2 separate regions of the Homo sapiens genome follow, and region 2 is linked to region 1. The links are chromatin contacts, found by Hi-C or POLR2A ChIA-PET in ENCODE. All regions are on one chromosome and are shown on one strand. Each heading gives the region's core, a stretch centred on a gene start or an enhancer-like site at or near the end of the contact. The rest is flanking DNA. Distances are from core to core; before and after follow the strand shown.

Evidence for each region. A loop is a pair of places that touch in the nucleus more often than their neighbours do. ChIA-PET counts read pairs that join two places held with the same protein, here RNA polymerase II (POLR2A). Pooled maps may share reads with other maps.
Region 2: a loop to region 1 is called in a pooled map, with 3 times the contacts of the local background. The contact joins the promoter of AKR1C1 here to the promoter of AKR1E2 in region 1. A Hi-C loop is called at or near these places in 1 of 50 pooled maps. POLR2A ChIA-PET finds 5 or more read pairs at or near these places in 2 of 52 experiments (A549 and endothelial cell of umbilical vein).

What each region holds. Positions count from the first base shown.
Region 1 is chr10:4,824,170-4,828,564 of GRCh38, reverse strand. AKR1E2 (aldo-keto reductase family 1 member E2) reads right to left here and starts at 2,358. Exons shown (of 10, transcript NM_001040177.3): 1 at 2,202-2,358. The coding sequence starts at 2,240. RefSeq lists a silencer at 1,852-1,931.
Region 2 is chr10:4,961,365-4,965,759 of GRCh38, reverse strand. It overlaps AKR1C1 (aldo-keto reductase family 1 member C1), which reads right to left and starts at 2,345. Exons shown (of 9, transcript NM_001353.6): 1 at 2,232-2,345. The coding sequence starts at 2,315.

The DNA of each region.
Region 1 (4,395 bases), core at 1,109-3,608:
TACAGTGGAGAGTAAGGTGCCAAAATAAAAAGCCAGGACCCAGGTACATGCATCTGTCAAAACTCATCAAATTGTACACTGTAAATCTACAACAGCAGGGAGAGGTGACCTGCCCTACTAGGTATGGGCGCTTATCAAGGAACTGTAGTAATTAAGACAGCACCGATCAGGCACACAGATGGATCAAGTGGCCCCTAATAATGAAGAGCCCAGGCTGAGGTCTCCAGACATCTCACCGCTCCCCTTGCTCTCTTGTGCTTCAGCCATCATCTTGAGAACACTCCCTAACTAACCGCACGAGGACAGGAGATGTGCGGAGCCAAGTGGAGTAGCCCCAACCATCCCAACTGAGCCCAGCCAAGGTCCACAGAGCTGCTCTCCTGACCTCCCGTGTGGGAGGAATACACTTGCTGCTGTACACCACTGAGGTCTGGTGTTTGGCCATTGATGCAGCATTTCTGGGGCAACAGATAACGGATAGGTCTGTGATGTTTATTCACTATTAAAAATAGACGAGTAAAAATAAGCCTTTGCATAGACCAGTGATGAGTGATTATGATTAATCCAATTTGATGCACCTGCAGTCCAAGAAAAATAAATAGAATATTTTGACCTGTTAAGCACAGTTTTCACTAATTTTTCCTTATCCTGTGTGCACGAAAGTCTGGACTCCTGCACCAAATTGTTGCAGAAATAAAGGGAAGCAAGAGACTCAACAGTTTAATCCATCGAGTGCTTACTGAATGAAGGGCTGACAGATGCACGTCCTTCACTAGATGCTGAGAACCAATATGAACAAAACGACACTCCTAGCCTCTAAGAGTTGGTAAGCAGGTAAGAGAAATAATTTAAATAATATTTTCATGAGCAGGCCTTGAACATTCTGACTCCTTCAGTAACTAACTTCCTATATGACTTCTTATAGCTTTTATCAACAACTAAGTTTAGCTTTTTTTTTTTAAAGATCAAATTTTAAACGCTTTTTAGTCAGTGCTGTCTCAAATCACTGGCAGGAATTGTGAAGTTCAAAGCAGAGAAAGGTCGTAGAATAGAATGGTGGTTATAAGACGCTGGGGGCTGGGGGAGGTGAGGAAGGAGGGAATGGGGAGTTGCTGATCAAAGGGTACAAAGTTTCAAACACACAGGAGACACAGCTTTTAAGACTTACTGCGCACTAGGATGCCAACAGTCAACAATAATTTACTACACATGTGTATTTCAAAATAACAAGACATTTCAAACATCTTACCACAAACAATAATAACTGAGAGAGGTGATAGATATGTTAATTAGCTTGATTTAACCACATTGCAATTGTATACACGGCTCAAAACATTACGCTGCACCCCATAAATGCACAGAGCGATTATATGTCTCAGGCATCAGGGCAGGTTGCTTCTAAACAGGGAACAACATGAGATCCCAAAGTTTCTTTTAAAGCCTAATCAGCAATTCCAATTTTCCTTTTTTCTTTTTTTTTTTTTTTTTTCCAGCAAGGTCTGGCTCTGTCCCCAAGGCTGGAGTGCAGTGGCGCCATCAAAGCTCACTGCAGCATCGACTTCCTGGTCTCCAGTGATCCTCCCACCTCAGCCTCCTGAGTAGCTGGGACCACAGGCGCGCACCCCCAAGCCCAGCTGATTTGTTCATTTTTTGTAGAAACAGGGTTTCGCCATGTTGACCTGGCTGGTCTTGAACTCCTGAGCTCAGGCGATCCTACTGCCTCGGCCTCCCAAAGTGCTGGGATTACAAGCCCGCACCCCACGCCCGGCCCCAACTTTTCTTTCTCTCTTTGCTGGAGAGGAGGCTTCGAGGTTCCCTGTTCCGGCCGAGTCCAGCGCCGCCAAGGCCTCCCCTCGGCATCCCCGCTCCAGTTCTGAGTAACTTCAAGGGCTCCGCCTCTCCACAGAGCAGCCCCGCCCAACGCCGCGGCCGCAGCCCCAGAGTCTGAGGCTTGGCTGCCGAGGTTCCCGCTTCTCCCAGAGAGCGCCTCGGCGGGCAGCACCGACTCCGTTTTAGGAAAGGCCGGGCCGGGCTGCTTGTGGGCGGTGGGCGGCCACCTCAGCAGCGCCTTTCCCGGGCGTCGGCCAGGCGGAGGGGAGGCCGCCGCACTTCTCCCCAGCCCCGGCCTGGGTCCCATCGGGCGCCCCCAAGTCCCGCGCTCCCCTAGGTCAGGCGCGCCTCCCTGCCCGCGACCGCGTCACCTTCCAGGAGCTGAGGCCCACGGCTGGGATATCTCCCATGGCCGCCGCCGGCCGCCCCGCCGCCCCGCCGCCCCGCACGCGACTACCGACAGGCACCGCGCGAGCTACTGCGGCGCTGGCGACCCGCCGTTGCGACTGGCTGGAAGTGCCTTGTGACGGCTGACACTCCGACAATGGCTGGAAGCATGAACGCAGGGCTTCCTGACTGGCTGCTGGTGTCGCGCGCCGGGCACTGACTGGCTGGTTGTATTAAGGACGGGCACCCCGATTGGCTGGAGGCGCAGAGCCAGCTGGAGTCCCAAATGGCTGGAAGCACCGCGCTCTGGACATCCTGATTGGCTGGCGGCATAGACGACGGAATTTTCGATTGGCTTGCAGAGCCACGCAGGAGCAGGGAAGGTTTTACAATCGGCTGGCATTGCCGCTCACGCCCCCACCTTAGGTGTGACCTCCTGGTTGCCTTCTCCCTCGCACCGGGTGCATATGCGACTGAGGGTAGGGCAGAGGTGCTAGGTTGATGGGCAGAGAGTCTTCACCGTTCCAGGGCCTCGCCATGGCCGGGCCATCCTAGGGCAAGCTCTAGGGTCAGGGTGCAGAGTCCTGCGTCCCCTGGGGCACAGGGTGCGCGGGAGTGGGTCCCCGCTCTCTTGTACCAAGGATGGCCATTCTCAGGTGCCCCGAGGCCCCCAGTCTGGGAGAAGCGTGCCTGGCCTTGGTTCCCCGTCAGGGAGCCACTGTGCCCTTGGAAAATGCCTTCCACTCCCTGGGTCCTGGCCCAGAGCGGCTGGGGCTTGCAGGACAGCGGGGGTCCTGGGTGGTGCAGGGGAGGCCGAGCCCTGCATGTAGAGGGGAGCGTCCTTGCTTGCAGCCTCGGGCCCCCGTTTGGAAGTGGATGGGGTGGACTGGACACCCCCCTTATGAGTGGACTGGGCTCCCCCAGGGCCAGTGGAGGGAAAGAGGGGTCAAGGGAGCCTTCCGACGCCCCTCTTATCTCTCCTGGAGCTTACAGCTCCCCCTTCATTGCCCCCCTCAGCCCTGGGAGTCCTACTGCCTTGAGGACACCCACACCCAGATGAGGGCTTTGTTTCTAGGTTCCTTGCCTGGGTCTTCAGTGCTGGCCATCAGGGGAGGCGCTGCCCATTCTGCTCAATGGGGCGGCTGCAGCCAGAGAAACTCCCAGGGTCACTCTGGGTGTCCCCCTGCCTCCCACCCAACTTGCATCTCCTGTGAGCATCCATCTCCTCAATGTGAGCTCCTCACAGGTGGGAAGGGGGATCTTCGATACTCTCATTTATTCATTCAGAAACTGTGCCTGGAGCACTCACCTGTGCACGGGGCAAGTTAGGCCAGGGTGCAGTGCTGAAAATGACCTGCATGGGCCTTGCCCTCAGGAGCTCACCATCTGTAGGAATGAATGGACAGAGCATAAAAGCAAATGCATGAGAAAAAAAAAGAGCAGGTGCTATAGTAAAATAAAGCAGGTGCTTGTGGTGAGAGGCGGAAGGGACAGAGTGAGGGAATCCTCAACACCTCAATGAAGTGGCATTTATGCTGCAAACAGAAAGGCAAAGAGTGAGGGAACCAGCCCTGCACAAGTCTGGGAACAGTATTCCTGGGGGAAGCTCTACTGCACTGCAATCGTGTATCATGCTATTTCATTGTTTTAACAGAAATTCCATAAGTCTATGACGTTGAGCATCTTTTACTCTGCTTCTTTGCTATCTGTATATCTTTGATAAGGTGTGTTTTCAGGTCTTTTGCCCATTTTTTATTTGGGTCATTCATTTTCTTATTGTTGGATTTTAAGAGTTCTTTGTGTATTTTGGATAAGAGTCCTTTATTAGATGTGTCTTTGTAAATATTTTCTCCCAGTCTGTCTGTAACTTGTCTTTTCATTTCCTTGACATTGTCTTTAGCAAAATAAAAAAATTTTTATTTTAACGAAGTGAGCTTATCAATTATTTCTTTCATGGCTCATCCCTTTGATGTTGTATTTTAAAAGTCATTGCAAAGACATAAGAATTATATAATGGACTTCGGGGACTCAGGGGGAAGGCTGGGAGGGGAGTGAGAGATAAAAGACTACACATTGGGCACAATGTACACTACTCTGGTGATGGGTGCACCAGAATATCAGAAATCACCACTAAATAACTTTTCCATGCAACCAAACACTACTTGTCGCCCCAAAACA
Region 2 (4,395 bases), core at 1,096-3,595, 140 kb before region 1:
TCCCAGTTAGTAATAAAGGTTGGGCACAGCAGGAACTTCTGCAGTCCCAGAAAAATCACTGCTTGACCACTAGTTTGGAAGTGTCCCCAAAACAATTTCAGGTTCAGTCATTTTTTGGAAAAATTAACAGGATGCAACCTATAGTTATAGATATAATCTTAATTATTTTTAGTATGGTAAAATTAACACAAGGAATGGCCAGGCGTGGCGGCTCACACCTGTAATCCCAGCACTTTGGGAGGCCGAGCTGGGCGGATCATGAGATCAGGAGATCAAGGCCATCCTGGTTAACAACTCCATCTCTACTAAAAATAGAAAAAATTAGCCGGGCATGGTGGCAGGCGCCTGTAGTCCCAGCTACTGGGGAGGCTGGGGCAGGAGAATGACGTGAACCCAGGAGGCGGAGCTTGCAGTGAGCTGAGGTCGCACCACTGCACTCCAGCCTGGACGACAAAGCGAGACTCCATCTCAGAAAAACAAAACAAAAACCAAACAAACAAAAAAAGAAATTAACACGAGGAAATAGCCACATGGAAGGAAATATGAAGGAATACAGTGTAAGCTCCTGTGATTCCTCTCCCACCATATTGCACAGAATGCACTGACTTTACCCGGAATCATATTTTGTCAATGTATGTGAACTGTTGTCTACAAGAGATGCTCTCTACATACTCCATTACTAAGATTTTGTCTGGGACTGGTTACATTGACTCACTCTGCTTCGCAGGCACAAAACTTCCAAAAGTCTCCAAAAGGAAAGCAGGTGCACAGAAACTCCGCAGTTTGCACAAGCAGTTACTTACAGCCACCATTCTTATCAGTTAGGAAATAGTGAGAAATCCACCTTATCAGATACCAGCAGGTTTATATGGGAAACAGGCCTGTCTATGGATAGCAGTCTATTATGTCAAGTCTTTTCTACACAGCCATTAGCCATTCTGTCGGCATGACAGAACTAAATAGTAGGTGTAAAAATGTATACTCTAAGGATATTGATTTGTATAAGAAATAGACTGCAAGGAGTAAGTGATTAGCAAAATGGGGTTCAGTTCCATAAGTTCAAGGCAACTCTTTTAGGAAACATATGATTGCAGTGAAATTTACAATTATTGACTTACGTAACAAATTTGGATACAGATTTGAAAGTATATCTTTTAAATGACAAAAACAGAAACAAAGCAAACTGTTTTCCTATCTGGAAAGTATTTCAGAGGCTTTCTTTTTCCCATAGAATTACAAGGAACTAGATACTGGGTCTCACAGCCCTCTCCTCATACCATCCTTGATCATTTCTTTGCTGTATGAGTACTCAAAGGCTTACCAAAGCTGGAGCTTTAGTGGTATCCTCATCTTTACTTCCTCTCCATGTCAATTTATATTACAAAGTAAACCACTCCTGTCAATGGTCTTCAAAATGTCCCTTTGTAAATCCTTATATTGTATAGATCAGAAATGTGAAACCCAAATTTTATGTAACTAGTCCCTATTCACACACATTGTATTCCCAAGACAGTCTTGAGATACAAGTTTTCTTCCAGTGTAGAAATAGCTAAGTCTAGAAAAGAAAATCTATTCCATTAATTTTCCTGTCAGAGAAACAAGAAATTTTTCTGTTACAATATTTTGATACAAATTTGACCCATATTAACAAAGAAAAAGAATTTAAATTTTCCTTGTTAGGTTCTAGTATTTTTTTTTTCTTAAAATGAGGATATTTTATCGTTTCAGGTAATTTTCCCAGAGGTGAGAATAGTACATGAGAAATTCTCTTTAGGCCAGGTCTAGTATTACAGTGTGGTGCTCAAGGCCGCCCATCAGAACAGTGATACTCTCCCAACAGATTTCATCCACCCCGTCTCCACTAACTTTTGCCATAAAAATTCCTCTGAATTGTATCTTCTTGGAAGAAGTAAATATCTGTTCGACTATACAAAGAAACAGAGAAACCACTCCCATTGCAATCAATCTTCAAGAGAGGGAGCAGGCAAGCCGTGTTCTTTCTGCTGAGTTGTATAGACTCTGACAAGCTGTGAAATAAACATAAACAGAAGACAAAACAGTGCCACAAATAAGCAGTAGATGACCCTGTGACAAGATGGCATTGCAGAACAAAGACTGACGTTTAAAGGGGAGTCATGCAGAGTAACATAGGAACACAAGCCTGACAACCTGGTCAGCTTCCACTTACTCTAGCTCCTTTGAACTCTCAACACTAAAAATATTATTGTTACCTCTGCAGGCGCATAGGTGCCAAATCCCAGGACAGGCATGAAGTGACCATCATTCAGCTTCACACACTGATATTTCGAATCCATTTCTGTCACTAGCCTGGCTGGCAAATGTTTCTTTCTTCCTCCCTCACAGGCTATAAGAGCAATGAGCTGGCAACGCCCCTGAGCACACTGTCTGCTGGTTAACCAATGGCATGTGAGAGGAGGGACAGAGGCAGTCTTACACAAGCTGTGATAAAAATTGCATCCAGTTCAACCGTTTCTTACCTAAGAAAATTCATAAGTAAATTATTATGTGGTCATGATACACTCATTAATTTCCTCTGAAGTATTTTTGCTATTCCAGATCTCTATATATGAGACATAAATTACTCAAAGAGATTTGTAGAACAAATTGTGACTTTACATAAGAATACAGAAACCTCTAGCGGCACAGCTCTTTTTTGTTTGTGTCATGATGATGAGTTCCTTCTGCATCTTGCAGCATTTGAAATGACTAATTTTCATTTTTCTCTCTCTCACACACACAATTTAAAGGAATGACTAATGAGCATTTCTTTAAAATATTGCCCTCAATTAAAAATTAAAGTTAAAATTTTTTAATGCATTACTTTTTTCATCAGCAAATTTATTGTTCCTTTCTTATTAGCCTTGTAAGAGAAACATCCCTTCCTGATCAAGGTGCAGTCCTGATAAAGTTGTAATCCTGATGTGGGTGTAAATAAAAAAGAAAATATGATGTGGTTTTATTGGAAGATTTCTTATTAACAGCTTTTGGACTTTGGATATAATTTGTAACATGCAAACAGTGCCTTATTTGTCTTTTCCAGCCATTTTTATGAATTGCTACCAAAAAGTAACAAGCCAAAATATGATAACTATTAGATATACTTTATAATATTGCTAAACATTATTCATAAAGAAAAACTGGTAACTAATGACATATAAACTGGTGAATAATCCTCGCATGGGATAATTTTTACTTTATTCTCCCTTTGGAGGTCAGGTTAAAACATGATTGTAATTTGCATGATCCATGATTCACATCTTGGAGTAGTCACAACTTGCAGTGCCCTGATTGCTTCTATTTGCTTTTTCATAAAACAAACAGAAATTGAAAAATAGGTAAATTGTTATCATTGACATAAATGTAATATTATAAAGATATTGAAATTTTTCACAGAGTAATTTCAACAAGATGGTGGATTCTAAGATTCCCATATAACTCATGGAAACATCAGAAAATACCTAAAATTGACTGAAATAAACTTATTTATTTCTGGAGTGGCTCAGTAGAGATTCAGGGTGACTATACACATACAGATGTTATAGGCAAAAGGCCAGGGGAAGAGACATGCAATAGTCCATCTAAGCCATTGAGGAGAAACTGGGATGCGAAATTTCATAATAGTAAGCAATTCAAAAGCCATTGGTTATTTGGGGATACATAAAAGGGCAAACACAGTCCACGTAGGTGCATGTTCAGAAACAAACTAAGAAGGACTTGAGGTTTTATGTAGGGCTGATGCCTTGACTGAGAACCTGCCACACATATAAGTTAATGACTGTCATGACATAGAACAAATCTATATACAGTAAAAAAGATGTTTATTTTTTCAAATGCCCAATTAGATAAAATAACAAGGCATACAGGCCTGGAGCAGTGGTAATCCCAGCACTTTGGGAGGCCGAGGCGGCCAGATCACGAGGGCAGGAGATGGAGACCATCCTGGTCAACATGGTGAAATCCTGTCTCTACTAAAATAAGAACAACAACAACAAGAACAACAACAACAACAACAACAACAAATAGTCGGACGTGGTGGCGGACGCCTGTAGTCCCAGCTGCTCGGGAGGCTAAAGCAGGGGAATCGCTTGAACCCAGGAGGCAGAGGTTGCAGTGAGCCGAGATGGCACCACTGTACTCCAGCCTGGCGACAGAGCAGGACTCTGGCTCAAAAAAATAAAATAAAATGACAAGGCATACAAGGAAACAAGAAATCACAGTTCATTATGAGAAAGAAAATAAATTAGTAGAAATCTTTCCTGAAGAATCACAGGCATTAAAATTAGTAGAGAAGCATTTAAACAGCTGCTTAAATATGCTAAAATTGCTAATGAAAAATATGGACTAAGAACTACAGAAAATCTGAAAACAATAAGA